Regions from separate parts of the Mus musculus genome. Here regions 1, 2 and 3 are each linked to region 4. A link is a loop called in an ENCODE intact Hi-C map of the cell type or tissue named here. Cell type or tissue: gastrocnemius. All regions are shown on one strand.

What was found. Hi-C counts contacts between places; a loop is a spot of excess contacts. Peaks named below come from ENCODE experiments on the same cell type or tissue, not always from the same donor. Only the 100,000 strongest peaks of a DNase experiment are listed, where the experiment ranks them.
Region 1: a loop joins it to region 4, with 7 times the contacts of the local background. A loop is called at or near these places in 23 of 42 quality-filtered maps.
Region 2: it touches region 4 in a loop (6-fold over the local background); 2 of 42 quality-filtered maps call a loop at or near these places.
Region 3: it touches region 4 in a loop (6-fold over the local background); 22 of 42 quality-filtered maps call a loop at or near these places.

The regions. Positions count from the first base shown.
Region 1 is chr10:52,213,340-52,221,339 of GRCm38, forward strand. No RefSeq gene overlaps it. Among named protein-coding and RNA genes, the nearest start is that of Dcbld1, 16 kb to the right of the region's middle. In gastrocnemius, a CTCF peak has its summit at 3,631; DNase peaks (open chromatin) are centred at 3,644 and 4,384.
Region 2 is chr10:51,591,615-51,599,614 of GRCm38, forward strand. No RefSeq gene overlaps it. Among named protein-coding and RNA genes, the nearest start is that of Fam162b, 5.2 kb to the left of the region's middle. In gastrocnemius, a CTCF peak has its summit at 3,683 (motif pointing right); no DNase peak of the experiment used is centred here.
Region 3 is chr10:52,102,856-52,110,855 of GRCm38, forward strand. The region is part of intron 27 of Ros1 (Ros1 proto-oncogene); the gene reads right to left. Among named protein-coding and RNA genes, the nearest start is that of Vgll2, 84 kb to the left of the region's middle. In gastrocnemius, a CTCF peak has its summit at 3,481 (motif pointing right); a DNase peak (open chromatin) is centred at 3,483.
Region 4 is chr10:52,380,723-52,388,722 of GRCm38, forward strand. It overlaps Gopc (golgi associated PDZ and coiled-coil motif containing), which reads right to left and starts at 1,402. Exons shown (of 9, transcript NM_001199272.1): 1 at 889-1,402. The coding sequence starts at 1,176. It also overlaps the pseudogene Rps19-ps10. In gastrocnemius, a CTCF peak has its summit at 4,742 (motif pointing left); DNase peaks (open chromatin) are centred at 738, 1,442, 4,211 and 4,736; H3K4me3 peaks cover 3,475 bases; H3K27ac peaks cover 6,673 bases.

The DNA of each region.
Region 1 (8,000 bases), 170 kb before region 4:
ATTTTTAGGTATTCCACAATGTGATAAAATCTTATACACACACACACACACACACACACACACACACACACACACACACAAATAAGTCAGATGTGGAGATCATTGATCATAATCACTGCCTTTGGGAAATTAAATTACTATATATCAAGTTTAAGACCAGCCTAAGCTAAATGAGACCTTTCACACACACACACACACACACACACACACACACACACACAGCCAGGTGTAGTGGTCCAAGCCGTCAATCTCAGCACTCTGGAGACAGAGGCTGGTGGATTTCTGTGAGTTCAAGTCCTGCCAAGGATAGATAGTTTCTCAAAAAGAAAAAAAAGGTGTGTGTGTGTGTGTGTGTGTGTGTGTGTGTGTGTATACATATAAGAGTGTTTGCCCCCATTCAGAAGTCAATTGTTTTCTCTTGACTTGTTTCTCTATCACTAGATGAGTCCTAATTAAACATCAGATGCACAGGACCTTATTTATTTATTGGTAAACTTTGGTTCAGATACTAAACACTTCTACTTAACCATAGTACCCTAGCCATAGCACTATGGTTTGTGTCTCAGTATTATATATAGTGTCTATAAAACAAAGTATGGGGGCTGGAGAGATGGCTTAGCGGTTAAGAGCACTGACTGCTCTTCCGAAGGTTCTGAGTTCAAATCCCAGCAACCACATGGTGGCTCACAACCATCCGTAATGAGATCTGACTCCCTCCTCTGGAGTGTCTGAAGACAGCTACACTGTACTTCTATATAATAAAAATAAATAAAAAAAAAAAAACAAAGTATATCAGCCATCCTAGTCATTGATACTCCATTTTAGTTGGTTTTATATCTGCATTCACAGAAATGTCTACTCAAAGCCTTGTTCCATTGTTTGCTTGTTTGGCCAATTTATTATTATCTGAGTGTCTTTCTTTCCTTTCCATTTTTTCTTTCTTCATTCTCTTTTATCTCCGTTTTTCTTTTCTTTGGTTTTTTGAAACAGAAGTCATATGTGTCAGGCTGGTGGTGAGCTTGCTATATATCCAAGGATGGCCTTGATTTTCCTGCCTGTACTTCCAAGAGCTAATATTACAGGTATGGGCTATTGTATTTCTTTCTTTGTGGGACAGAGTATTGCTTTATAGCCCAGATTAGCTTTGAACTCCTCCTCCTCCTCCTCCTCCTTCCCTCAACCTCCCAAATTCTGGGATTCCAGACAAGTGCCTACTCAGTTGGTTTGGGTTTTATCTTTTCAGATTTAGTTTGTTGGTTGGTTGGTTTTGTTAGTTTTGTTGTTGTTGTTTTGTTATTATCTTTATTTGTTGGTTTTGTTTGTTTTTTTTCTAAGACATAATTTTATTTTGCTAAGCCAGGCCTTAAACTCACTATGAGCTCAAGAGGAATCACTAAATTCCCAATCCTGTAACTCCCAAGTGCTGAATTAAAAGGATGTGCTACCATACTGAGTTGGATTGTTCTTCATCATCAACGATCATTAATTATCATCATCATTAATGGTCATTATCATCATCAATCATCATCTCTTCTCTCTTCAAATGTCTCTAAGCTAACAGACTTAGAGGCAGTTGTAGAAACTTTGATGTGTAAGTTTTATTCTTATATTCTGCTTCCTTTGAAGCTTCCCTCTTGCTCACAGTCGGCCACAGGGGGAGCATAATGGCCAGTATCTATTCACTTTCAAACCCCTTTCTCCAGATATAATTCATAAACAACACAGTTCTCTTATTTAATGTGTACTGTCTGGTGATGTTTAGTATATTTACAGGGTTATATGACAAGTGCTATTATCAAATTCTGGAATATTTCCATCATCCAAACAGAAATGGATTCCTATTAACCAACACAGCTCATTCCCTCTCCACCAGTCCTTGGTAAACAGTATGGATATATCTAATGTAGATATTCCATATAAATTAACTGTATAATGTGTGGTCTTTTGTGCCTGGCTTCTTCCACTGAGTATACTGGGTTTTTTTTTATGTTAATTTATTGTGTGAGTGTTTTGGTATTTTGACCAGATGTTGTGACCAGTGTTGGGCTCCTAAGCTAAATGAGGGATTATGGTAGGACAATGAACATACCATAGACACTTCTCAGAGAGTGTGACAGGAGTGGGGCTACTTCATACCCAAATCAGGCTTGGACCTACTCAAACCTGTAGAAACAAAGGCCACTTCATGATAAAGTTAGTTAAACTTCTGTTTTCACACCAGAGAACTGGATTCTCAGAAATCATGTGACCTGCCAGTCTACTAATCTAGCTGATAAGCTTGGAATTTTCCTGGGCCCAGTGGGGCACTTCCTCCCTTGTCCTGCCCCTGTCCCCGAACTGTATAAACTTGCCCCACTATATCAATCGATGTGCTGCCCTCTGAAACAGTTTACCTGAGCTTTAACTCTCTACCACCTGAGACCCTGCTCCTCAGCTCCTCAGCTCCTCAGCATCCTGAGACCACTGGTACACAATGACTGGTGGGGACAGGGGAGACACATGTGTATTTGTGCATCACTTGCATTCCTGTCCCCAATGAGGCCAGAAGAGAGTGTCAGATTCCCTGGAGCTAGACTTATGGATGTTTAGGATCCACCATGAGGACACTGGGAATCGAACCCAAGTGCTCTGGAATAACAGCCAGTAAGTGCTCATAACCACTGAGCCATTTCTCCAGCCACTAGTATAAAATATTTAAGGTTCTTTCATAAAGTACTCATGCTTGAAACTTCATTGCATTTTATTGTTGAAATATTTTTTCCTTTCATTTTCTTTGGTTCTGAGGATTGAACCTAGAGCCATATTTATGTTGGCAAACGTTATAGTGCTGAAGTGTGTCCCCAGCCCTGACAATATTCTTCAATGTGAATATGCCACCTCCAATTGTCTACTCAATGATTGAGAGATATTTGGTTACAGTTTAGCATGCTGCTAATAACATTAGATCCATCAACTTCTTGGTGTTTGTTTTGTTTTGCTTTTAGTTTTATTTTGAGACAGGCTTTTCTGTAGTCTAAGGCTGGCCCTGAACTCTCTATGTAGCTGAGGCCATCCTTGAACTCCTGATCCTCTTACTGCTATCCCCCAAGTGCAAATGAGCCACCAAACCCCACGTTAGATTGCAGCTAATGCCTCAAATCGCCCTATTGTTCTAACTCTATGTAAGCTCCCTTATGTCTGTAACAAACTGTTAGAAACAGAAGAGCTCTGAATCCCTGCCTCATACAGCAATACCTATTTTTGACTTAAGGAGAATGATCAGGCTCCAATTGCCGGGAGCTCTCTCAGTACCCACATGAGGGGTCCTGGGGAAGACATTTAATTACAAACAAAATGAAACATGTGGTCATCCTCTATTGGGACTTAGTGCAGAAGAAAATAGAAATCCACTTCTTTCCTCCATGAGCTTTACGGTTCTCATTCAAGCAAATGTTCCAAGAGACTGACTCACAAGGTAACTATTATTTTACATACCTTCATTTAACAGAAAGCAATCATTATCTTAATTCTTGCCTAACTGGAAATACATGGTATTTTCATATGTTCTTGCTTTAGAGTACATCTTGTGTAAATTTCTAGTACTAGCTATGCAGCAGGCGACCTTGCTCACGCTGAAAGCCTCTGCTCCACACGGTGGCAGTGTAGCACTCCCCAGACCCAAAGCTTTCCACCGACTGCAGGTGAAGCACAACTAATAGAAACATCTTTGGGTCACCTATGTGTTCTCTCATGGTGGTCGCCAACTGCCCATGAGAGCAATGACTTCCTCCTATTCCAGAACTACTGTCCTGTCTCCAGACTCTCCGGTCAAGAAAAGACAGGGAAGTTTGAACAAACTTTTCAATGGCTGTAATTGACTCAAGTCTTTTATAAAAACATCATAAAGGTTATTTTTCTGACAGAACGATAGAAGTCTTAAAATCACAAAACTAAATATTTTCAGCCTTTTGTCACAAAAAAATGTATATTTTGTACTGCACAGGCTCATGACATGTTGTGTAATGTAAGTACTTACCTCTCCTTTCACTTAACACAGGCATGGATGTGCATGCCTCTACATCCCAGATAGGATACAAATATATATATTATATATAGGATACAAATATATAAGCTATACAAATATATACATACCAAAATAGGATATTTAGGTTGTAAATGCCTATACATCCCAGCACATGACCCTGATTTCTAATTAATTAATTAATTAATTAATTAAATGGCTGGGAGATAGCTTGATTGGTAGTGTTTGTCTAGCATGCACAATCTCGTGGCATCCATCCAGCACCATATAAACTGGGTGTTAGTGCCATGCACTCTGCACTGTTCAGCCTTTCCTGCAAAGACCCCATCTGAACCGTGCAGGAAAGGCTTGTGCTGTTTTGCTTTTCCACGGGGCTCACAATGGCTGTGGAATAGAAGGCGCCTGGCCTGCTGCCTCCTTGTGCTGCCACCTGCTTTCCTCTCCACATCTCTACAGTTCCTCATAGCAGCTTGTGTTTGCCTGCCTGGACTCAGACGTTTCTCACAGCATCGTAGAAATAAATCCAAGAACAGAGACAACGAATCCCTAATCTAGGAAGCCAGGAGAGAGTATGAGTTTTCTGTTAGTTGCTTTGTGCTTCTGACTTGGTTTGGTTTGATTGTGTTTTGTGTGGCACTTCTCACGTTTTTTTGCCAGATCAACTTAGAACTCACTGGGTTCAGCCTGCTGGCCTTGAATTGCTGATCTCTCTACCACAGCCTGGGGGGGAGGGGGGGGTAGGAGGTGTTAGGGGCTAGGATTACGGACGTGCACCACACTATTTGGCTTACAAATTCAAGTTCCTTTTATTGTTAGGAGGAAATATGTTTGGAGATTTTTATTTGCCCAGACAGTTTGCATCTCCTCTAAAGGACACTTCCATACGCGCCTTTCTTTCTTCTTCCTGTAACGAAATACCTGACAGAAGGTGATTGAAGCCAGAAAGAGATTATTCTGGCTTACATTTATGTGGGGGCAGAGTGTGATTACATCTCATCATGGCAGGAAGGACGGGGCAAGAGAATCAGGAAGCCAACTGGTCACAATGCTTGTCGACAGTCAGAGAAAAGGGTGACCAAGAAGTGAGACCTCATGCTCCACTCCCAGCCATTTCCTCAAGCATTCACCACTGAATTTTGGTGAGGTTTTTTTTCCAGTTTTTTTTTTTTTTTAATTGCAAAGTTTCTTCAGAGACCCAGTGTAATGTCTTTAACTGTGAGTCCCATTCAAAGGGACATATACTATGCTGGCATAGGAGGCACCAACAGGAGCAGGAGACCAGGGGGTCCCTTTGTAGCCAGGAAGCAGAACCAGGTTAAAATCTTCAGGCTGGACTCAAGCTCAAAGCAGTCCTCCTGTGGTAGCCGTCAGAGTACTGGGATTGCATGTGTGAGCTACCACACCAGGCTTGTTTTGATATTTTAAATGTCCATTTCTACAGCTTCTCATGTTCCAATATATATGGCATGAAGACCAAAGGGGACCACGTCTGGGGAAGAAAGGGGACAGAAAGAAACAAGAGCAGACAATGGGGAGAAGAAAGAAAACACTGTATGTTTTATCTCACATGCAGTTCTACATCTAAAGACATTAAGTATACGTGTATACTTATATATATGACATAAGACATATATATGTCTCATACATATATGACACTGTGTGTGTATGAGAGAGAGAGAGAGATGAGAACGGGAGGAAGACTATTAAGAAAAGGTACCAGGGGGGCTGGAGAGATGGCTCAGTGGTTAAGAGCACTGACTGCTCTTCTGAAGATCCTGAGTTCAAATTCCAACAACCACATGGTGGCTCACAACCAACCATCTGTACAGCTACAGTGTACTCATATACATAAAATAAACAAATAAATCTTAAAGAAAAAAAGAAAGGAAGAAAGAAAGAGAGAGAAAGAAAGAAAGAAAGAAAGAAAGAAAGAAAGAAGAGGAAGGAAGGAAGGAAGGAAGGAAGGAAGGAAGGAAGGAAAGAAAGAAAGAAAGAAAGAAAGAAAGAAAGAAAGAAAGAAAGAAAGAAAGAAAGAAAGAGAGAAAGAAAGAAAGAGAGAGAAAGAGAGAGAAAGAGAGAGAGAAAGAGTACCAGGAGGGGCAAGGAGGAATGGAAGATGGCAATGGGTAAAAAAGAATGAGCAAAATGTAATGATGTATATACATGAAAGTATCATATATATATGCTACATAATAATTAGGTTTAAAATGACAAGTGTTTCCTAACTTGTTAGAGATGGCTTTTGCTTCCATCACATCAGAGCAACAAGATACCCATATGGGTTGGCCTTTTTCCTGCAAAGAGAAATATAATAAAGTTATTTTCCCTAGAACTGCCCAGCAAAAATAAAGAGTTAATACAAAGAATGTTTTCGCAAGGTAGATAAGAATTTTGGGAAAGACGAACTGTGCCAGGAATGCTGTATACAGCGAAGAAAAACCAGTCCAACCAGCTTTTCTTGTGCAAAGGAATGAAATCAAAGAGCCCATTCATAGCAACTCCAAGTTTATACTCACCACAAATTTTAAACCAAATTGTATCTGTCTTTAAGTTTTTATTTGTATGATGGTCAGCACACCCATGATACAATAATTACACTTAATTAGCAATGCTCCTAAAGTAAAACTCAAAGCCATATTTTGAACTTGCTGGAAGAACTCACGCCAAACATAACAATGGTTACCTTAGCGAAAGGTATTAGAAAGAAGTAAATCGTGGTGTGGTGGCTTACACCTGCAATCCCTGCCTGAGTTGCCCCGTCCCAAAAGGGGAGGGGAGCAGAAAGTCAGTTGGTTCTTTGTGTGAGTCATTGTGTGTCTATGTAGGGATGATTTGGGATTTGCTTTTTTAAGATTTATTTTGATAATTTTTTTAAATGTGCCTCACCAGGTGGTGATGACACACATCTTGTTGTTGTTGTTGTTGTTGTTTAAGATTTATTTATTTTATGTATGTTAGTACACTGTCCCTGTCTTCAGACACAGCAGAAGAGGGCATCAGATCCCATTAGAGATGATTGTGAGCCACCATGGAGTGGCTAGTAATTAAATTCAACCTTTAGAGGAATAGTCAATGCTCTTAGCCACTGAACCAACTCTCCAGCCCTATTGTTATAATTTTTATATATGTGTTTGTATTTGCCTTAGGACTATATGGTGTGTGTATATGTGTGTATCTCTCTCTCTCTCTCTCTCTCTCTCTCTCTGTCTCTCTCTCTCTCTCTCTCTGTGTGTGTGTGTGTGTGTGTACGTGTGTACCTTCAGAGACTCAAGAGGGTGTTGGATCCCCTGAAGCTAGAGAAAGCTGCCTAAAGTGGGTACTAGGTCTCCTGAAAGTGGGTAACCTGTGCCCATTCTCCAGCCCTGTGGTTTTGGTTTTTAATAGTCTTTATTACATTAGCTTATTTAATGTGGGTTGGTGAAGGTGCTACAGTGGGCTTTGTGCATGGAGATCACAGACAAATTGGAGGAGTTGGTTCTCTCTTTCTTTCATGTAGGTTCCCAGGATCAAACACAGAAACTCAGGCTTGGTGGCAAGCACCTTTACCAGCTAAGCCCTCTCACCCCCGTATGTGTGCAATTTGGGGTGACAGTTCACACAATACCTGTACTTCTAGCATCTGAGCTCATGTCCAGCCTGAGCTACAGAGTGAGAGAGAGACCCTCTGTCAAGAAAAACGAAACAAAATCAAAACATTACTATAAGCCAGGTATGGTGGTACACACATTTCACCCCAGCACTCAGGAAGCAGCGGCAGGCAGATGAGGCCAACCTTGTCTTCTACATAGGGAGTTCCAAGCCAGCCAGGGCTAAATAGTGGGACTCTGTCTCAAGGGGGGAAAAAGAGTTATAATTCTAAGATGGAAAAATGTTTGTAAACCTGTGACATATATGACATAACTTTATTGCACATTCCTACTTATCTTGGTTTCTTCTGGCAGAAGGCTATACTTGGATAATATAAATACATATATGTGGG
Region 2 (8,000 bases), 790 kb before region 4:
GCAGTGATGTTAGGTGGGGAGTTGTGGGGTTTTAAAAAAATACAGTGAGGAGATACAGTAAGCTAGAGTAAGGTTTGGGTCTGAGGTTAGGAGCATTGACAATGCTGAGGTCTTACTCTCTAAATAGTACTTTAGAAACTGTGGTTTCTTTCCGCCATCTCAGACTAGTCCCTGAACACAGTGCACATGCAAATGAGAAGTTTCCCCCTAGGTCTGTGATCTATTTAGTTTCAGAGTTTGGGCTATCATAGCTGTGTCAGACCTGGGTTCCATCTCAAGGAATGGGCCTTAAATCCAACCCAAAACTGGTTGTTTACTCCCAATTGCATCTGTATATCCTGCAGGCAGGTCACTGTCGTAGGTTTATATAATCAAATCTATTTTTCTCTGTTTCTGTTCCCCAGGTCTATACTCAGAATTTTTAACCATGCTGGAACTTAAACATAAATCATTGTACTCACTATGCAAGCTAACACTAAGCTTCATTCTCAGACTGGGACTCATATTTAGAACAGCAGAACACATGCAACTCAGCACACTCAGCTATGCTGACATGAACACTGGAAACACACACAAAATGTGTACTCCAGCCACCCAAGCCAGAAATACTGAGGTTAATTGATAGATTTTGTGTATCACTATCAGCAGTGTAAAGTAATTAAATGAAGCCAAGTATAGTGGTACACACTTGTAATCCAAGAACTGGTAATTGGAAGCAGGAGAATGCCAAGCTTGTGGTCATTCTTGGCTACATAGTAAGTTACAAATCACCTTGGTGTTGGAGCTTGTAGTTTTGTCTACATTGCTTTAAGTTCCTGGCGATTCAGAGCTCTCGGATCCTCCAATAGTTTGGGATTTAGCTCAGTGGTAGAGTGCTTGCCTAGCAAGTGCAAGGCTCTGGGTTCTGTCCTCACCTTGAAAGAAAGAAAGAAAGAAAGAAAGAAAGAAAGAAAGAAAGAAAGAAAGAAAGAAAGAAAGGAAAGAGAAAAAAGAAAGAAAAAAAGAAGAAAGAAAGAAAGAAAGAAAGAAAGAAAGAAAGGAAGGAAGGAAGGAAGGAAGGAAGGAAGGAAGGAAGAAAACACACACACACCAGTTAATCAATGCCCCACAGGCCACTTACCTGTGAACTCACATGGCTGGTTGGCTTCATCTCCTCCACTACTGTGTCCCCTTCTCCTGTTCTTTAGTCCTTCCTATTCTCTCTGTGTCCTAACCATGCAACTCTCAGTGTCCTGCCCCCTGCTCAGCCTTTGGCTACTGGCAACTTTAGTCATAGATCAAAAGACCAATTGGGGGGTGAGGACCTTCAGCATCAGGAAACATAGATTCCCAATCAAAGCATCAGAGCCACCTCCCTTCATGGGGTACATAGTGAGACTTCATGTCAGACAAAATAATATAGCATACAGCACAATGTTATTCTTTATGGGATTCAAATTTTCATGCTTTGATCAAAGTTCGAAAGTTAAATGCTTCCCTAGTTCTTTATGCCATTTTAGCATTGGAAGATGCTATGCAGGCTGTAAGAGAAGAAACTCATCAGCACCCTTACCCAGCTGTGAGCACTGCAAACCCTAATAACAACCTAGTATGCAAGATGCACCCACTGGTGCAGTAGTGGCATAAATATGGGGGTAACCAACCACACTCTGCTTAGATCTGGAGTCCATTCCACAGAAGTGTTTTGCTTGGTATTGTAAACGGAATCAAAAACACATGGCTAGGGAGATGATAGACCCTACAGGGGAATTTACTGCCATTGTTTAGCTAAATTGGCTTGATACCAGCTGCCTTCAAACAATTGATGTTTCTATCTATAGACAGGTGCTACTTCTCAGTTAGATAAGCCTCTCATTCAAGTGAACAGTAGTGAACGTAGAGATGCATGGCTGCTTACGATGCTGAGAGCATGTGATAAATGAGCACATAGCTTTGAGCAAGATATTTATACCATGTCCTCTAGGATTCTGAGAAGACTGTGGATAAGTAAGTAAGCACATAAGAGCTGAAGACAAGGAGAAGAACCTTGAAATGTTGAGGGTTTGACATGACCATTGCCATCATGAAATCACAGCAGCCGCAGAGACCTGTGTAGGACAGGGGCAGTCAGCAGTCGACAGTAGATCCAGTGGAGCGCATGGGACCCTATTCCTCCTTGCTGAATTGCTGGGTATTGATAGATCAGAGGGGGAGGGGAGGTTATTACTATCTTCAGTTATGGACCAAGCTCCAGTACTTAGTTTCAAATCCATGGTCACACAGATGGCCTTGAGTAAACTCTGTGGGACACAATATAAACAAAATGTCATGCACATGGGAAGTGAACTTGAAGGGAGAAGGGATGGGAGGGAAATAAGAGAGGGTGGAGGGAGAGTACTCAGAAGGTGTTATATGCATGTATGAAACTGTCAAAGAACAAATATAATAATATAAACATAAAGTAAACTTGAGATATAGGTGAACATAAAATTTTAATTAGTAGTGCCCTGCTTTGTTTTGTTTTTCTTCTTTCCTTCAGCCCAATAAAAATTCTAAAGTATGTTTTCTTGTTCATCAAGAGTCCAGCACAAACAATATGTTTCAGACGTGCTTGAACTTGGCTGTGTCTCTTCCTCCTGTCTTCCATTACTAAATAATCCTGGAAGAGTAAAATTTGTATCAGTGAGACAAGAAACCTTCCTGTGCTCAGCTCTCCCCACTTACCTGTGAAGCCTCTTCAGCATGTTTGGGCTTCATGCTAAGTAAGGCTATTTTTTCATCAATTGCTTCCTAGGCAAAGAGTGAGGTTGACTTTTTCTGGAATGTTCTTGAAGTATCTAGAAGACACGAGGTCATGACCATGGTCAGCATGGAGCAACTGAGGCTTTGCCATAAGAAGGCACTTTTAGATGACACATACGTTTCCAAGAAAGACTGTGTGAGACTTTACATTTAGGTTTTAATTTCTATTATATTTTATAACGTAAATAGTCCCCTATGAACGAACGTTTGAACTAGGTTCTAAGTTAGCACAATAGAGGTAAGCTGGGAGAGTCAGATGACGGGTAGTGTTCATTTAACTGTCAGTAAGGCCTGACACAACTGTAGAAGATTCCAAACACTCAGGTGGAATTTTATTGTTTGCACAAGGGGTGAATGTTAAAAGTTTGGAATGAATTAGCAAATGGTATAAAGTATGTAATGAAGATTGTATGCATATGCATTGCATTTACATTTGGTAAAATAATTGCATAAAGTAAAAGATGAGATTATCTTGCTAAACATTAAAAGTGTATTTTGCTTAAAGAGTATATTTATGTTATGACTTCTAATGACTTATATAAGTAAGTGAATAAAATAAATGTTTTGTCTATGCTCTAACTCGTCAGTACTGAGTTATACTGAAACATAAATACTAGCACTTAGGAAATTTTTTAAAAAATTATTAGATATTTTCTTTATTTACATTTCAAATGTTATCCCCTTTCCTAGTTTTCCCTCTGAAAATTCCCTATCCCCTTCCCCCTCCCCCTGCTCCCCAACCCACCCACTCCCATTCCTGGTCCTGGCATTCCCCTATACTGGGGCATAGAGCCTTCTCAAGGCCAAGGGCCTCTTCTCCCATTGAGGAAATTAGTTTTAAAGTATCCATTGTGGCTCTCAATTTTTTATTGAGAGTAAAAATACAAATGCCCACTAGGTGGCAGAAATATCCTCAAATTGTTTTACAAGCTGGCGCTTAAAGGAATTCCTGGGCGGTGAAGAGGATGACGTTCTGTTCTTAAGTAACTCACAGTCTGTATTCCGAAATTCATGTACGCAGATTTACTCTCTCCTCTTTGTTAGTGAAAAATTCTAAGCATAGTCTTCTCTTATGTCAGAGGAAAAGTGAGACTTCTCTGTTTTGTCCAAGCTTAAAGGACACGGAATCAACCCATGAATTTAAGGCCACTATCCCATACCCCACCTGAGTAGCTTGAAAGCTTTCTGTCCACAGCGTTCGACTTCAACACGCTTGTTCTAACTTTTTTCCATGAATTTTCTAAGTTCTAGAACTTGAAATGGGCTTTTATAGTATAACCTTTCCTTGGTTTCCTGTTAAAACTGTGCCTGTCCAGGCGTGAACTAACACTCCTCTGCCTCTGCCTCTCTACTTATATGCTATAAGGTTATAGATATATGCCACTATATTATGTTAAATTATATATATATCAATGATATACAATTAATTTCATATTGATATAGTGACATATATCACTATATTATATGTAATCTTATTTTCTGTGACATGTTAGTGTTGAGTTTATTCATAAAATGAGATTATTCATAATTTACTGCATCTCTGCTGTGGACAGTTCAGTTGTTTTAAAATCTACCTGCTATAATTATTTGTAGGGTGTTCTGTTAGACATGAATTCTGCTGTTTGCTTTAATTCTATGTTTAGATAGTGATATTTTTCAATGAATAGTTCTTGAGTTTAATTTCAATAACCCACTAAAACCATCCAAAGGGATGGGGCAGTACAGTTTTACTCAGGTACAACTAACTGGATTTAAGGACATTGTTCAACAGAAAGAAAATGTTTGAACAAGATGATGCTCCTTCATACTTTGATTTCTGTGATTGTGTGTGTGTGTGTGTGTGTGTGTGTGTGTGTGTGTGTATGGTTGTATATATTCATGTATGTGTGTACATGTTGGGTCAGACATGTGTGCTCATGTATGGGTGTGCACGTGGGGGCCAGAAAGCACCTCCGAGTGCTTTTGCATTGCCACTGTTATCGCTGCCCCTTTGTGATACAGGGTCTTTTCCTGTCCCAGAAATAGCCGCTTAGGGTAGGCTTGGCTGCCTGGCCAGTGAGCTTCATGTGTCTGTCTACTCTGCCTCTCTCTCCAGCACTGAGCTTACGAGTGCTCGCCACTACTATAGTCGCACAAACCAGAGCAAGAGACATGGTTACCTGGGAAGGAGAAATCTCATGAACAAAAATCTACTTGGCCATGCAATGTTTAGGGGGAAATGTTATGAGTGTGTGTTTTTTATTCTATCAATCATCTGTCTGTCTTTATCTATCTATCTATCTATCTATCTATCTATCTATCTATCTATCTATCTATCTATCTAAGTTGTGGAAGAATTACACTTATTCAACTTATTCTTTCTTCATAAATTGCATGTAGGGACTTTAAATACTTATTCCTGTAAATTTACCCTCACTCTAAAATGTTTTTAAAATTGGTCTTTCATTGAGAAAGTGTACCATAATTTATTTAGTTGTATAGGTTTAAAATTTTCAATTTTCAAAGCTTTCTATTATCTAAGGATTTTGTAAATAACACTTTGTAAATATGTCTCTGTATTGGAAAGAACCTGTTTTTAGAGGTTTAAAGTTTAACTGTGGAATTTCTGAATCAGAGGCTTCCTCCAGAGAGGCTTAGTAAATGAATTGTTCTGCCTCATCCTTCCATTTATATTGTATGGTAATCCCTTATGTCCTTAGGCACTGGTCATGCTAAGCCCACCTATTTTCCTGCTCATGTGAGAGCGTGTTGCAATGCAGTCTTTCCTCCTTGTCACATCTTCTTTCATCTTACTGGAGAAACAGGTTTGTGATGCGAGTGGAACCTTTTCATTTGACTGTCTGTAAGATAGTTTATTCTTTCTGGCTCTTCTTTTCCTTCACGTTTAAACAGTGTATGGCAAGGACATGCAAGAAGTGTTCATATAAAATTCCAGAAATCTTTCGCTCAACTGCACTGTGTGTGAGCCGCTGTTCTAGTGGCAGGTCACGTGTGTGAATTCATTTCAACTTGTGTGGACATAAGCAGGATACTCAACCCTGCTGTTCCTCAACTTCCTCCTCAGAGTTACACCACAAGATTGTTGTGAAAGCAAAGGCTATAGTGGTGACGACAGTAATAATATTTTGAATAGTGAGGTACAGCTTTCAAAGTACTCTAATGTGCATTATCTTTAAAAAAATATTGAGATCTACTTTTTATTTTACATACATACGTGTTTTGGCTTCGTGTATGTATGTGCATCACATGCATATCTAGTGTCTAGGCAGTTTGGAAGAGGACATCAGATTTTCTGAAACTGGAGTTTGGGATAATTGGGCATCCCTATGCTGGGGATACTGCTACTGAACCCAGGCCCTCTGCAAGAACAAATGCTCTTAACCACAGAACCGTCTTTCTTGCCCTGTGTCTTATCTTTTGATCTTTATAACAAGCTCATATGATAGGCCAAATACAAATTTTTTAGTTTTTAAATTGCAATTATATATCTCTCTGTGTATGCACACGCCATTGTATGCATAAGTGTGGATATCAGAGATGCGTTTAAAGGGGGGCACTTTTCTCTTTCCACCACGTGGGTCTCAGGGAATCAAACTTAGGTCATCAGGCTTGATTGCAAGCTCCTGTAGCAGTGAAGCCATATTAGCTACCCCTAGACAAGTAGTTTTAATGGCCTTCATTCTTTCTTTCCTTCCTTTTATCTTCTTTTTCCTTTTCCTTCTTTTCTTCCTTTTTTTTTTTTGTTTCTTTTTAAACTAACAGTGCTGTTGAAAATTGGTAGAAAAATCAAGAGGAATTTCTTTGAGACTTTAATATAATGCCAAAGGAGAAAATTAAAAATGTTTTCCTTCTGATGTCTCCAGGATATCTGTTGAGAGAAAATTAGCCCTGCAATCAACCCTTCTCTTTCACATTTCTTACCCAAATTCTTTATATCTGATTTTAGGGAACAATTTAACCATGAGGAAATAGAAGACTCTTTGTGACTTCCAAATGTATATTTTATATAAATTGTGTTAATAATATATAGCAATTCAGCCTCCTAAGGCCTGCTGACAATAGGTTAGAGTTCTCTTCCCTCTCTTCCCAGATATTTATTATAAACATGCAATTGGGACCTTACAAAAACCCGTTCTCATTGATTCAGACACTGGTCCAATCATATTACCTCCAAGCACAGCTCATTATATTTTATAGGAAAATAAGAAATGAATGTTCCAGTGTCTCAGAGCAGTTTTCTTACTTTCTTGACATCCTTGAAAAGTAGATGGCAAGTTATGTGAGTGTGTGTGTGTATTTGTGTATGTCTGTGTTTGTGTGTGTCTGTGTTTGTGAGTATGCTTGTGAGTGTGTGTATCTGTGCTTGTGTGTGCTGTGAACATATGTGTTGGTGCTTGTGTGTATTGTGAGTGTGTGTATCTGTGCTGGTGTATGTTTGTGTAAATGTGTGCCTAAGTGTATGTTTGTAATTATTTGTGTGTTTATCTGTGTTTGTTTCTGTGGGTGTGTGTCTGTGCTTGTGTGTGTATTTGTGTATGTGTTTCCCTCCCCCTCTCCCCTTCTCCCTCCCTTCTCCCCTCCCTCTCCCCTCCCCCTCTCCCCCACCCCCTCCTCTCTCTCTGTGTATGTGTTTATTTAATTTTGGAATGCTGCTTGAAAGAAAAGAAAGCTCTGGCATTCACAGAAGTAGGAGCTGAATTCCAAAACTTAGGCTTCTTTTAGCTAATAAATTAAAACGAACAAAAATAAACAAAAAAACCAAAATGTAAGAAACTTCCCCATTGTCTGTGTTCTTCACAAGCAACACAAGCATAAAGCAAAGATATAGTCTTTAAATTCATTCTGGATAAAAATATTGGGGATAATTCTCTCAGGTTACCACATTCTCTGTGATATCAGATAAACACTACTATGTGTATTTTTCTTGTAAGGATCAAACACGTTGTTAATTTAACCAACATAGTACAACACTTTCCCATGAAAGGAAATGTTGTGATTGTATGCTGGATGCTGCATTTCACTGGAGGTATAAATGAGGAAAAACATAAGCAAGATAATAACTGAGTTATAACAGAATAGATGTGTTTTGGTGTGAAGTCAGAAACAGTAATTGGGAGCCTAATAACTGCCAGAAATACAGGACATGAAATCAAATAAAGAACTATACTTGTCCTGAAGTCCTCATGATGGATCTGGAGCTATAAAATTTAGACTCATGG
Region 3 (8,000 bases), 280 kb before region 4:
CTGACCTTTACAGATGCATCATGACAAGCATAAACCTGCATTCACACACACACACACACACACAGAGAGAGAGAGAGAGAGAGAGAGAGAGAGAGAGAGAGAGAGAGAGAGAGAGAGAGAGAAAATAAAAACTTTTTAAAATTATATGAAATAGTAGAAGGGTGGCAAGATGAAGAGGAAGAATATGAGAAAGAGTGAAAGACTAGGAGAAGGAAATGGGTGGGTATGATCAAAGTATGTTATGTACGTGTGTGAAACTGCCATAATGAACCCATTTTATGTACAATTAATATGTTCTAATAAATACATTAAAATAAAAAAGAGCTTGATGTCAGCTTGAATGCCATAATGGGTTTAAGACTAACTTCAAGTACCTAGACAGACCATGTGTCAAAAAACAAGAACAAACATATAGGGAAAACAGAAATCAAGGTCCTAGTGGCATGATAGAGTACCTATGTATAACACGCAACCAGATATGTCACACCCTGAACATACACTGAGGGAGCAGTAGCCACATAGACTACAGTAGGGATAGAAAGGGCTGTGTGCTCTAGCCCTCACAGTGGCACACCACAGTGAAGGTTTCCTTTCTTCTAGTTTGTGGCTGCTTCTGTGAGAAAACATTGATCAAGAGCAATCTGTGAAATGGAAGAGATTTATTTCAGCTTACAGCTTATAGTCCACAATCAAGGGAAACCAAAACAGAAGCATGGAGGCAGGGCTTGAAAGCAAACTCCATGTATTAATACCGCTTAGTGGCTTGAGCCTTGTGGGTAGCTCAGTCTACTTTCTTGTATAGCCCAGGACCACCTGCCCAGGGGTAGCACTTCCCACAGTGGGCTAAACCTTTCTACAACAATCACTAAGGGAGAAAACACCTCACAGGCATGGCCACCACTCAGTCTTATGGAGACAGTTCCTCAGTTAAGGTTCCTTCTTCTAGGTGGCATTGTGTTAAGTTGACATAAACTAACCAGCAGAGTGGACAAATTGACAAATTGGCAGGCTTTTTTTGGAGGGGACTACAGGGGTATTTTCTAGGGGTATGGCCTAGAAAAGGCTGCCAATTTCTGTATTAGTTTGCTGTTCTGTTGCTGTAATAAAACACCTATTAAAAACCAATTTTGAGGGAAAGGGGGTTTATTTCTACTTTACAGACTTTGCAATCTGTCAGTGAGGGAATCCAAGTCAGGAACGGACTCTGGAAGCAGGAACTGGCCCTGAGGCCAGGCAGAAGCACTGCTTACTTGTTTGCTCCTCATACCCTGCTCAGCCTCCTTTCCTCTACAGTCCAGGACCACCCACCCAGGGAAGGCATCACCTATAGTGGGCCGGGCCCTGCTACGTCAATCATCCATCAAGAAAATGCCCCATAGGTACATCCACATGCCAATCTGTCTGATTAAAGCTTCCTCATCCGTGGTGACTCGAACATGGGTCAGGTTGACATACACTAACCACCACATCACTGATGCCGCTAAAATCATGTCTCTGTCACATGCAGCTGACTATAATTCTGATCCACTCACCTGATAAGTACTACGTAAGCTGTCTTCTAAAACACATCATCGTTATACAACGATGCCAACCACTGGCAAATGCGATTTTATCTGAAACCTAACAACTCTATACCCACTCCTTGACCAATTGTCTACTGGAGTTTAAAAATTACGTCTCCTGTCCACTGTTCTGTCTTGTCTCTTGACTCTGCAAAATTGTATTTTATTCTGCTCACATTGCACTGTCTGCAAGCTAGCTAGGTTTCTACCAGTCTGCACCCTGGTGCAGGCTCCCTCCACAGTCTGGAATGATCTTCTCCATACATCATATCTTCAGGGAAGCCCTGACCATGCTCTAATGCAGGGGAGAGCATTACTTCTGTGTCCCCATCACAGACTTGCTTTCTTCCACCATGACACTGGATACATTCATTTTTAGTTTGATGCTTTATTGCTTATCCAGCAGTGGAATGTGGAGCTTCGGAATCTCAGACTGAACTTGCTCAGAGTTCCGGAAGTTAGAGTGACACATTTTAGCTACAGTTTTTCCTAACTGGTGCTTTGCAAACTATAAATGCACCCCTTGCATCTAACAAGAGACTTAAGAGAGGGATGTCTAAGCACCAAATACTTGATTGGTCCCACGCCTCCACTTCTCTGAGAAGGTGACTCCAGTTCTTCTACAGAAAGTTATCTAATGCACAAATATTTATGTATCATTCTACTTCCTAGCGCTCCACACTTCAAATGAATGTTATCTATTATCATAGATCATAAGCTGTTGCGAAATGACCCTAATGTGGAGATTCCAGTTATGGACTCCAAAGTGAGCAAAGCATGCTCGCCTAGACCTACACCTTTGATTCCTGAGAAAAGGGAGTGAACAAAGAACCCGTGATTCTAACTTTGAGGACACTGGGAAGGCCTGAGGATTTGGAGAAAGATAATTTCACTAATGATACAGGACGGGCCACTCTTCAGTTACATGATGCTATTCATTTGTGCTGAATTCTAGTCTAAATAAACAATGGGATCCTTATATTAGGGAAAATGGGACAAAAAATTTAATTCAAAAAATTAAAGAGTGATGTTATGTGTTTTTATTCAACTAAAATGGCAGATATATTGAAATGTTAGAAATGTCATTTGGTAGGTACTGAAGGAAAAATTTCACTTCCTGTCCATACCACACACACCACACACACCACACACACCACACACACCACACACACACACCACACACACACCACACACACACCACACAAACCACACACACACCACACCACACACACACACACACACACACACACACACACACACCGTCTCCCTTCTACTGTTCCATCTTTCTTTTTTTTTTAATTAGGTATTTTCCTCGTTTACATTTTCAATGCTATCCCAAAGGTCCCCCATACCCACCCCCCCAATCCCCTACCCACCCACTCCCCCTTTTCGGCCCTGGCGTTCCCCTGTACTGGGGCATATAAAGTTTGCAAGTCCAATGGGCCTCTCTTTGCAGTGATGGCCGACTAGGCCATCTTTTGATACATATGCAGCTAAAGACAAGAGCTCCCGGGTACTGGTTAGTTCATATTGTTGTTCCACCTATAGGGTTGCAGTTCCCTTTAGCTCCTTGGGTAATTTCTCTAGCTCCTCCATTAGGGGCTGTGTGACCCATCCAATAGCTGACTGTGATCATCCACTTCTGTGTTTGCTAGGCCCCGGCATAGTCTCACAAGAGAGAGCTATATCTGGGTCCTTTCAGCGAAATCTTGCTAGTGTATGCAATGGTGTCAGCATTTGAAAGCTGATTATGGGATGGATCCCTGCATAGAAGGAGTTACAGAGACAAAATTTGGAGCTGTGACGAAAGGATGGACCATCTAGTGATTGTTCCATCTTTCAAACCCTTTACATTTTGAACATGCTATTTCAGGAGCAAAGAAACTAGTAATTGCCTAGAGTCTCCAGCAGATGGAGGTAAAGCACTCTTCCCAAATGGACCTAGCGCTTGGTAAAGGGGACGCTTCCCTCCACACTAATGAGAACATCTTAGACTGTAATGAGTTTCTGCCTCCCTTAGAACATTTTCTGTTAGGTATATGTTGGGGCTGTTATTCAACATCAAACAGAGTCTGCATCTTGTTTTCATTCCTCCCCCCACCCCCCCATGCACATTGGTTGCTTTATTTCCTTGTTTAACCACAAACTTACACTGTACTACTTTGTGCTAAAATTTGCTCTTCTGTTTGACTTACAAAGCCCAATTACAATTACTATGTAATTCAGAACATATAATTATCATGCAGACAAAATTTAATTTTTTTAAATATTTCATTGTTTTGGTGGAGTCCTTAATTGAGTTATTTTACTAATTGTCCGCATATTTATAACCACTTTTCCATTAGTTCATTTATATATTCACTTTATATTCCAATTGTAGGCCACCAAACCCTAATCAAGTGGCCACCTCCTGTCATCAGGCAGGACTTCCAGTGGAGGGTGGACACTGACTGATCCACAAACCTTCAACCCAAAATTTATCCTGCCTACAGGATGTAAAGGGATAAAGATGGAATAGAGATTGAAGAAATGACCAACCAATGACTCGTCCAACTTGAGACCCATTCCATGGGAGAGAGCCAGTCCTTGACACTATTAATGATATTCTGCTATGCTCGCAGGCAAAGGACTAGCATTTTCTTTTCTTAATCAACAATTTTTTCTAGTGCAGTTTGGAGTTCACAATAAAATTGATATGAAGTTGGAGAGCTCTCACATACATGTCCCAATTAATGCATAGACTCCCTCATTACCAATAATCCCCCCCTATAGTCAATGAGCCCACTGGAAAATGTTATTACCAAAAGAGCATAGTGTATATCAGGCTTTTCTGTTGTTCTGTATGTTTGATGATTTAGAAAATGCCCTATGGCATGGTCCCACACTTAACGTTATCCTACAGAGGCATTTCACTACCTTAAACACACTCTGTGTTCCACCTACATATCCCTTTTCCCCTCAACTCCTAGCTAACACTGATTTCATTACTACCTGATCTAGTTTGCCTCTTAGCTGCTATGAAAAATGCTTGCCAAAACCAACTTGGAAAAGAAAGAGTTATTTGGCTTCAAAGGTGTACCCTTGAAGCATTCTACAGACTTGACAGATCACTTGCTAGTTATTTGAGTGCTTGTTATTTGGGGAAGCCACAACAGGAACTGAAGCAAGAGACTGAAAAAGGGACACTGCTTGTTGCCTTGCTTCTTCTGGCTTGCTCTCTGGCTTCCTTTTTCTCCCAGACCCATCTGCCTAGGGATGTGGTCACCCACAGTGGGCTGGACCCTCATACATCAAATAGCAGCTAAGAACATACTGAGAAAGAGAAAAGGGGGTGGGTCCAGGTGGTAGACAAAAGTAGATGAAGGGGAAATAGTAATCAGGATATACTATATGAGAAAAAAACTATTTTCCATAAAATAAGAAAAAGATGATGACCCATAGGCCAGTCTGATGGAGATAATTCCCCAATGGATGTTCTTTCTTCCCAGGTGACTCTAGTTGGTGTCAAGTTTGACAAAACCAAGCAACACACTGTGGCTGTGATTTCTGCATTTGCAGAATGCCATGCAGCTGTAATCATATAATAGGTGAGGTGATCTTTTCAATTTGGTCTCTTTCACTGATTTCTATGATTGCGTGTTTTCTCCACATCTTTTTACAATTTCATGGCTCCTTTCTTTTTTTTTTTTTAATCCAAATATAAACCTTTAGGTTTCTAATTCACCATTAGCTAATTTGGGGGTTGATTAAAAGGTTTTCTTTCTAACTTAACTTGTTAGAAATATTCTCCTTTCACCATTATATTCCTTTTATCCCTCTGTAAAAGATTACCTTGACTATATTTATGAGGGTCTGTCTCCAAGCTGTCTACTTACACTATTGTTTGTTTAGCTATATTCACTGTCTTTCAATGCCTTAGGGCCTTGATAACTATAACTTTGTATAAAGAGTTCAGGTTAGCTCATACCTATTGACATTACACTTTTCCTTTGATATTATGTTAGTTTCTTTTTTAATCTTCACATAAACATTACAATGTGCTTCTCAATATCCACGAGATCGTTTCCTGGATGCTGAAAGACTGCATTGAACTGACAGATCAAATTAGGGAGAGGCAGCATCTTGACTTTATATCCATGAATGTAGTCTCTGTAAACATTCACTTCTTTTTAGTACTCCCACCAGAATTTGGTAGAACTTGTCATATACGGTTTGTACATATTTCATTAGACTTATATACAAGTATTTCATTTGGGGAGATGACAATACAAATAGTCTTACTTTATTGCAAATTTGACTGGTTTGTTGCTGAAAAAAATTAAATTTTCAGCATTCTACAGACTTGACAGATCACTTGCTAGTTTTGAGAGAAATGTTTTTGCCATATTTTCCAGATTTTCTGTGTAATTGTTCATGACATCTGAAAATGAACACTGTGTTATTTCTCCCTCCTCAGTCAATGTGCTCTTTTTTTTTCTTTCCATTTTTTATTAGGTATTTAGCTCATTTACATTTCCAATGCTATACCAAAAGTCCCCCATACCCACCCACCCCCACTCCCCTACCCGCCCACTCCCCCTTTTTGGCCCTGGCGTTCCCCTGTTCTGGGGCATATAAAGTTTGTGTGTCCAATGGGCCTCTCTTTCCAGTGATGGCCGACTAGGCCATCTTTTGATACATATGCAGCTAGAGTCAAGAGCTCCGGGGTACTGGTTAGTTCATAATGTTGATCCACCTATAGGGTTGCAGATCCCTTTAGCTCCTTGAGTACTTTCTCTAGCTCCTCCATTGGGAGCCCTGTAATCCATCCATTAGCTGACTGTGGGGATCCACTTCTGTGTTTGCTAGGCCCCGGCATAGTCTCACAAGAGACAGCTACATCTGGGTCCTTTCGATAAAATCTTGCTAGTGTATGCAATGGTGTCAGCGTTTGGATGCTGATTATGGGGTGGATCCCTGGATAAGGCAGTCCCTACATGGTCCATCCTTTCATCTCAGCTCCAAACTTTGTCTCTGTAACTCCTTCCAAGGGTGTTTTGTTCCCACTTCTAAGGAGGGGCATAGTGTCCACACTTCAGTCTTCATTTTTCTTGAGTTTCATGTGTTTAGGAAATTGTATCTTATATCTTGGGTATCCTAGGTTTTGGGCTAATATCCACTTATCAGTGAGTACATATTGTGTGAGTTCCTTTGTGAATGTGTTACCTCACTCAGGATGATGCCCTCCAGGTCCATCCATTTGGCTAGGAATTTCATAAATTCATTCTTTTTAATAGCTGAGTAGTACTCCATTGTGTAGATGTACCACATTTTCTGTATCCATTCCTCTGTTGAGGGGCATCTGGGTTCTTTCCAGCTTCTGGCTATTATAAATAAGGCTGCTATGAACATAGTGGAGCATGTGTCCTTCTTACCAGTTGGGGCATCTTCTGGATATATGCCCAGGAGAGGTATTGCTGGATCCTCCGGTAGTACTATGTCCAATTTTCTGAGGAACCGCCAGACGGATTTCCAGAGTGGTTGTACAAGCCTGCAATCCCACCAACAATGGAGGAGTGTTCCTCTTTCTCCACATCCTCGCCAGCATCTGCTGTCACCTGAATTTTTGATCTTAGACATTCTGACTGGTGTGAGGTGGAATCTCAGGGTTGTTTTGATTTGCATTTCCCTGATGATTAAGGATGTTGAACATTTTTTCAGGTGCTTCTCTGCCATTCGGTATTCCTCAGGTGAGAATTCTTTGTTCAGTTCTGAGCCCCATTTTTTAATGGGGTTTTTTGATTTTCTGAAGTCCACCTTCTTGAGTTCTTTATATATATTGGATATTAGTCCCCTATCTGATTTAGGATAGGTAAAGATCTTTTCCCAATCTGTTGGTGGTCTCTTTGTCTTATTGACGGTGTCTTTTGCCTTGCAGAAACTTTGGAGTTTCATTAGGTCCCATTTGTCAATTCTCGATCTTACAGCACAAGCCATTGCTGTTCTGTTCAGGAATTTTTCCCCTGTGCCCATATCTTCAAGGCTTTTCCCCACTTTCTCCTCTATAAGTTTCAGTGTCTCTGGTTTTATGTGAAGTTCTTTGATCCATTTAGATTTGACCTTAGTACAAGGAGATAAGTATGGATCGATTCGCATTCTTCTACATGATAACAACCAGTTGTGCCAGCACCATTTGTTGAAAATGCTGTCTTTCTTCCACTGGATGGTTTTAGCTCCCTTGTCGAAGATCAAGTGACCATAGGTGTGTGGGTTCATTTCTGGGTCTTCAATTCTATTCCATTGGTCTACTTGTCTGTCTCTATACCAGTACCATGCAGTTTTTACCACAATTGCTCTGTAGTAAAGCTTTAGGTCAGGCATGGTGATTCCACCAGAGGTTCTTTTATCCTTGAGAAGAGTTTTTGCTATCCTAGGTTTTTTGTTATTCCAGATGAATTT
Region 4 (8,000 bases):
ACAAAGTATCTCTCTTTTTTTTTAATCCTTTTTAAAATCAAAGAGCTACTCTCTACTGAAATTGTCTATTTTTAAAAGGTTTCCCATATAATGTTAGTACACCATAATTTCTAAATCTTGTAATACTGGCCTAGTTGAATTTTCCACACAAAATGGGAGGTTTGGAATTCCTGTTTGCAATCACACTCCCCTTGCTCTGATTAGAGACCTAAGCAAAGGATTGTCTTTACATAGTCTCAAAGGTCTGAAATTAGGGAAAATACTGTAAAATACAAAGACATACCATCTCACTCAATACTAGAAGTTATTTGAATATTGACAGCTCTAAAGACATAGCTGCCCGTAATATCTGCCAAGTGTGAATGTAAACTGAGAAGGTAGATAGGAACATATATATTCCATTACATTTCCCCAAGAGCTTTGATCGGATTCCCCTAAGTTCATGCATGTCTCTGTGTACAGACACGGACGTTGATCTGGGCTATTGGATGAAAATAATCAGAGCTGCATCTGTCTGAAAATACATCATCTAGCTTGTCATTATCAAAGCAGAAGAGGAGAGTTGAGGTATTCCCCGACAGAAGATCTTGGTAATAACACCTACAAGGCAGGTAGTGTGATTAGCTCCTGTCCCCACCGCATGAGATGCTGGGAGGTGGATGACAGGACGTCTGGAGACCCACACATCAGTCTGCATCCTTTTCCTCCCCCACCCGCTCCGCACTCCTTTGCTTCACTCACGTATAAAACGCACTCTCCATCGCATTCGAAGCTGAGGTGTCCAGTGGGTAGGTTTTTAAGGATCATTTTCCTAGTGCTTTAAATGGGATCTAACGACCTCGGACAGCCTGGGGTTGAATGCTATTGCTGCCAGCCCCCGAGGCTCACCTCAAGCTTGTGGTTGATCTGGGACACAGTCTGGGCTTTGTGGCATAGCTGCGCAAAGCAGGAGCTAAGGCTGGTCATCTTCTGACGCCCCTCATAAGTGATGTCCGCCTGGTCCGGATCGATCTCGCCCAAAAGCAGATCCACATCCACGAAGGCCTTGTCGAACTCCTTCTCCAGCACCTCAAGCCATCGGAACATGGACACCCCGCCAGGGGAGACCCCCACAGGGCAGGAGGAGCCCCCTGGGCCGCCGCCGGCTCCCGCCGGGCATGGGCCACCCGCCGACATGGCGCCGTCCAGGGCCTCGCCGACTGCTGCTCACTCTGGCCGCCCGCCCCGCGCGAGGGGAACTGCTAGCACCGCGGCGCCCCCCGCGCGCGCGCACACACAGACACACACGCACACACACACAGACACACACCCGCCGGTCCCCTCCCTTCCCTCGCGCCGCCAACGCCGGCAGCGCAGCTCCAGAGCAGCAAAGGAAGCGGGGCTGAAGCAGCGACAGCGACACGGAAGACCCGCCCCGCCCGCAAGCCGGCCCGCCCCCGCCGCGCGTGCGTAGCGGAGCCCAGAGCAGGCGCAGCCCAGAGGGAGAAAGTGGGCGGGGCCGTACGAGAGCTTAGCCAATGAAAAGCCTTCGCCTCCACAAGCCTGTCTGCGACCATTTTGACGACCGGCAAAACCCTGAGAAGCAAAGGGTTGAGGTGGCCCCTTGCAAGTGGGGAAGACCGGAGGAAGGGAAGGGAAAGATTCCACGTCGCAGAGGGGACCGGCTTCCGCCAGTTTGGCTTCACAGTGGGCCTGGAACCGGTCCACAGACGTCTAGCAAAGTTGCTACTGGGGTGTCAAGGGGCTCGGGTGGGAGCGGGGAGGGCCGTGTGTGCATGCGCAATAGCCACGTTTTCTCTTCCGATTTCCAGCTCTTAGGGCGGGAGGGTGGGGACACTGGCTAATGTTGCTAAACCTGACGGTGCATTCCAGCCAGAAGCTGCCTATGGAAGCTACTGAGCAAGTTTTGTTGAATCAATGGTTCCTCCTTCTATGATTGACAAGCTGGGGTTCTAGGCCAATGTATTATTACATACTAGCTGCCCCACCTCAGTGGTGTTACCTTGCTTGGGTAACAAGGTTTCCAAAGTTTACTTCACTTGGCAATTAAGGTAAAGTGAAAGTGTTATCACTTGGTACATAGCACTCATCTTACTGCATCACAGATCGTATATTTCTAAAGCAACCACTTGGGATGCTGTAATCATCTTATAAACTAGTATTGTGCTCGTTCCCATGTTATTTTCATATGTTCATAAACATTGAATACATATCCCGATTGAGGCACTGAGGACATAAAATCTAATGAAACGACCTCATCCAAGCCGAACTAGTAAGACAGTGAGGCTCTCACGACTTTTAATTCCAGTGTTGCGTGCATTTGAGAGCATTTATCAAGAGCTTTCTTTGTGTCCTGCCTCTCATCTCTTCCACTTCTCCAACTCCACCCCTGTCTAAACCAACAGTAGACTGTCCGGAAGGGAAAGGAGAAGCCAGACTAATTAGAGTAGGCAGGTAGGAATTGTGCTTCCTGACTCGCCTACGGGAGTATGTGGAAAATTAGTCCATAATCTTTCGGAAGTTGTTCTTGGGACGGACCTTTCTAATAAATCATCAACCAAAGTCTGCATGGCATTGTGTGCCTCTCATCAAAGCAGTACCAATAAGAATTAAGAAATAACAGATTTAGTTTGCACTCTGGTTACTCCAATGCATGACTGCTTACCATCAAGCAAAAGCTATTATGACTTCAGCAAACTTAGACAAGTAAAACTAACCATGCAACTCTTCCCTTGAGTTTAGTCAGAGACTGTCTCATAGGCTTAGTACACAATAGTATAAAACATCCTCTTCGAATGGTTGGTTGTATTTTATATATAAATATATAATAAAATAATTTATCTATATCTACCTACCTATACACACACACACACACACACATCCCACTATCTGCTACTTAGCAGTAGATGTGACTATGTAGCAGTTGCCACATCCTGTGTGCTCATTTTCTTGGTATTCAGTGGTGACTTTAAATGTTTATGAGGTTTCCTAATAGAACATTTTGCCCGCTTTGATTTGGGATTTTGCAATTCTGGAAGTCACAACAGAACATGAATGTGGAAAAAGAGGCTTGATGGGTGTTTGGCCTAAATGTGTGTGTGTGTGTGTGTGTTTGCCCTAAATGTATGTGTATGTCTGTGTATCATAAGCATGCATGGCTCTCACAAAGGCCAGAATAGAGTACCAGACCCTCTGGAACTGGAATTACAGATTCTGTTAGCCACTATGTGAGTTCTAGGAACTAAATTCCTCTTCAGCAAATACTCTTATCTACTAAGCCATCTCTCCAGTCTCCTTGCCTACCACCCCTCATGCCAGTCTGTTATATTTTTGTATACAATATTTGCAAGAACACTGAGAAAACTCCAGGCTATTTTCTCTAATGATACTTCTCCCTGCCTGCTGAGGAACATGAAATAAATAAATAAAACTTACTGTGTGAGAATGGGGAAATACTTGGAACAATAACGATACCTTTTAATTAAGAATGCTCTATGTATAGAGTTATTTCTTTGATTCTCAAAGCATCCTACAGTAAGTATAATTACTCTTTTATAAGTACATTGTAGACAGATTAAATGTTTTAGTAATGGCACACAGCAGACATTTTAATGTAGGTCTCTTTGGCATTAGCTACAGGATACAGAAGAATAAGGAATCTATTTCATATTGCTAGTATGAAAAATTGGCAGACCTTTTGTGAAAGCCTTTTGAGACAGTATTTCTCAGGTGTATACATATAAAACTATAAACAACGTGTAAAAATGCATTTCCCATTGTAACGCCTTTTAGATAAATCACACAAGTGCAAATTATATTTCTTTTAAAATACCAAATTTACTAATTACGTGAGAGACTCTGAAGTATATTTTGTGCTTATGTGACCATTCTTTTATTTTTTTAATGAATGAGACAATTTATTAACCCAGCATCCATCTAATGCTTCTTGTTGGCAGTTGCCACCTGTCCTGAGATCCTGTCCAGATCTCTCTGTCCCTGAGGTGTTAGCTTTCCGCCCCCATCTTGGTCCTTTTCCACCATTTTCAGCCCCTCCAGGGCTTGGAGGTCCCGGTGGGCCACACTCTTAGAGCCGCTGCTGAAGTGGCTGGGCCTGACACCATTTCTCTGCCTTCCTCTGTAGATCTTGGTCATAGAACCAACCCCTGCACCCCCGTGGAGGTACAGGTGCCGTGCTGTGGAAGCAGCTCATGTGTAGAACCAGTTCTCATATGGGGCAAGCTCTTTATGTTTGGCCAGCTTGACTGTTTCCACCCATTCGGGGACTTTCAGCTTCCCGGACTTTTTGAGGAAGGCTGCCAGAGCTCTGACGAACTCCTGCTGGTTAATGTCTTTTACAGTAGCTCCAGGCATCCTGCGGCGCTGCCAGCCAGGGGAAAGGAGTGACCATTGTTCTTATGGCTGATAATGATCCTAATTTTCAGCATGAAAGAACCCAACTTCATTTCTATCACAGCCTTTACAACTTCAAGTAATGCCATGTCATACCTTGGATGTCTCAGGTTAGTTTCATGTCACATGGTCACATGTCACATTATTATACTACATCTTATGGACTGCCACATTCTATGGACTCATTATCGTAGTATTCATTGATGACTTTAAATGCACATGAGGTGTCCTAATAGAACATTTTGCCTACTCTAATTTGGGATTTTGCAGTTGTGGAAGTCTCAATAGAACAGGCAAGTGGAAAAAGAGGCTCAGTGGTCAGGTGCTGCCATCTGTTGTCAGTGTGCTCTATCTGCATTTGTTGCTTTGTCTTTGCTGGCATTTGGACTTGGATGTTTTGTATTGTGACACTTTCACATGGCTTTAAAAAGACTGTTGGGTTGGGAGATATTTCCAACTCATAAATCATGCTTGTGTGATTTAAAATAAAATAATATAACTAAAACTAGTCTGTCTTTAATTTGTCATTGTTGCTTTGAGACAGGGTCTTGCTATGTATCTCTCTGGCTGGCCGGGATCTTGTTTATAGACCAGGGTGGCCTAAAATTTCTAACAATCATCCTGTCTCTGCCTCTCAACTGCTGAGTTTCAGACATTCAGATTGACAATCTTGTTTTGTTCATATTGAGTTTTACCACTAAAGACAGAGTGAAGACTGAGGAAACCAGAGAAAGTGGGAAGATTCTGGTGTGTCCTTTGGTAGTTGGTTGGTATCTGTAAAGTCAGTGAATGGTGTAGATTCCTCTAGTGCACCACCAATCGTAGTGACACTAGAAAATATGGAAAGCCTGCCTTGCACAGGCTAGTGAGACTATTGAGTTTTAAAGTCTACTCTGTTCCAAGGTTTATGCTAAGCATTCTGTGTTCCCATTGATTTCCTGTAGCCCTGCCAGGAGTAGGAAAAGAGATTAGATTCTCTGAGTAGTTTTAAACAGTTGTATGATGGGTTAAGAAATGTCAGGAAAGTATTGCCATTTTCTTTTAACAATGTGGGGAAGCCTCAGAACATTGTACTTATTTTATAGTCATGATATTTGTCAAATAAAATTGTTATGATTTATACATTTGAGAAATTCATACAAAAGAAGTAAATTTGAGTGTTTTGGGGTGACTTATTAAGCCACATTCTTCCTCTGTTTCTTTTAATATAAATGGGGAAACTCCTTGTCTTATTCTAAAAATGTGAGAATTTTGGTGGAGTGACTTAGGGTTAGCTCAGTCACCTGCCTTTCTTTTCTCATGTGCAGCTGTGGATTCCATTCCCACTTAGGGTTCTGCAAGTGTCTGCTATAGTGCTTTGTGGTCGCCATATGAAACACCTTAGCAGGTAAGCCCTACGCTGGGACCTGCTTAGGTTGAAATCTCAGATGCTAGCTTGGGAGATGGCTCAGCAAATAAAATGCTTGGTGACCAAGAATGAAGGCCTCAGTTGGGACCCTTAACACCTCATAAAAGAAGTCATATCTGGTGGTGTGCATCTATGCTCTCAGTGCTTTGAGACAGACAGGAGGCTTCTGGGGTCTTGCTGGTCAGCCCATCCAGCTGAATCAATGAGATCCAGTTTCAGTGAGAGACCTTGCTTCTAAAACTAAATTGTAGAATTACAAAAGTCACTTACGGTCACCCTCTGGCCTTTTCTTTATATGAACATGTGTGCTTTCACACACACACGTGCACACACAAATTTTGTAAAACAAAACAAAACAAAACAAAACAAAACAAAACAAAACTCAAATTCTATGGACTCCGGGAGGAATGCTGTAACTGTAGATGACTTTGAGGGTTAAGATAATTCATTATTTACCTAGGAAATTCTAAAAGCAGTTGCTTTTCAAACACCTTTGATACATGCAACAGAGCATATCTAAATAGATTTTTATACTGTCTAAGGCATAGACATATTTCTTAATCCACATTAGTCTTTAAAATTTAAATAATATGTCTTCAACATAGAAATGTTTATTTAGCAATATTCTGTCTTGTTTATTAAGCTCAGGATAATTTAAGGTTTAAAATTGTTTTCTTCTGTTCTACAATTAAAGGGTCTCAGATGCTATATTTTGTACGGTGTATACAGACTTAAAGCATGACAAAAGTTTTCAGTTCCCATTTCTTTGTACTGTTAAGACTAACTTTCAGTTAGTCTTTAAGCCCACACTCTTCATTTACCGTCCCCCACTGCTCATTATCTAAGACCACTATCTATCAATGGCTATCAGCATTTACCGGTCATTGACTCTTTCTCTTTATTCACTGTCAACTTACTGTTTACTTCCCAGGTTGTCAGTCTTCATAGACCAAACACAAACTCCCGCTCATTAACCTCCTTTGCTATGTTTCTAATAGATTACTTCTATAAGACCCTTCCTGAAGAGGAGGTACATTTCTAAATACATTTTCTTTGCTTTGTACTTCAATTTTTAGACTACACGAATGCATTGACAGAACTACTTATGAGACTTGCTTTGTAGCCCAGGTTCACTATTCTTCTGCCTCAGCCTCTTACGTGCTGGAACTGTGGGTACCACTATTCCCAGCTGTCTTCATTTTATGAGAGAAAACAAGACAAAACAAAAAGAAAAATGAAGTGTATTTTTTCTGTTTTACTTTAACACCTGTATTCAGCATGTTTCAGAATAAACTATTTTGAAAGAACTGTATATGCATTAAAATATCCTTAAAGTATTTTTTAATACTAAGAAGTCTATGTGTTTTTTATTTTTGTAAAGCTTTCTGTTAAGTTTATGGTCAGATTATGAGCCAGATCAGGCCTGATATAGTAAGTCAATTTCTTTTCTGGACTTAAATTTTCTATGGATAGTAGTGAAGAGGTTATTCAGAATATTATCTCTGAGCTTCCTTCTCATGCAGATATCCTGTGACACTAATTAAAATTCATCAAAATGTCAGAAACAAGAGTTAAGTCCTCCATTTAACACATCAGGAACACTCACTTAAAAGCAATTTCTACAGAGTTCTTCATGGTGCCTTTGGTGATAATTGCTCCAAAAATAAAATTTTAGAGTAGAGGCCAATTATTTTTGATCTTTGGTTTTTAATAGATCAGTAAAAGTCAATATTCATTTGTGTTTCCTGTAGTTTTTTCCTTTTTTTTTTTTTTCAACAATGGCAATACTGACATTCTGGACTGTAAATTCCCCCCCCCCCCCCATGGGTGACATTTGTCCCTATAGGGTGTTTAGCTGGATTATCTTTGCCTATTACCCACTAGAAGCCAATAACACTGTCCCTTCCCCTATAGTTTCATGAGAACCAGAAGTGTTTTACTTTGCAGGCTGTCCCAGGAACGGCTCGTATGCTATTGCTCTTGATTCTGGTCATAACTTAAGAACAACTTGCACACTGTGCCCAAAGCCCTTGAAATCCTGCGAACAAAGAAAAAGGAACTCTTTGCAGCAGGAATCCACTTAGGTGGCACCTACCTTGATTTTTACACAGAGCAGCCACATCTATAAAGGAAAAGTGATGGTACCTACATCAGATATCTGAATAGGACCTGGGAGAAGCTA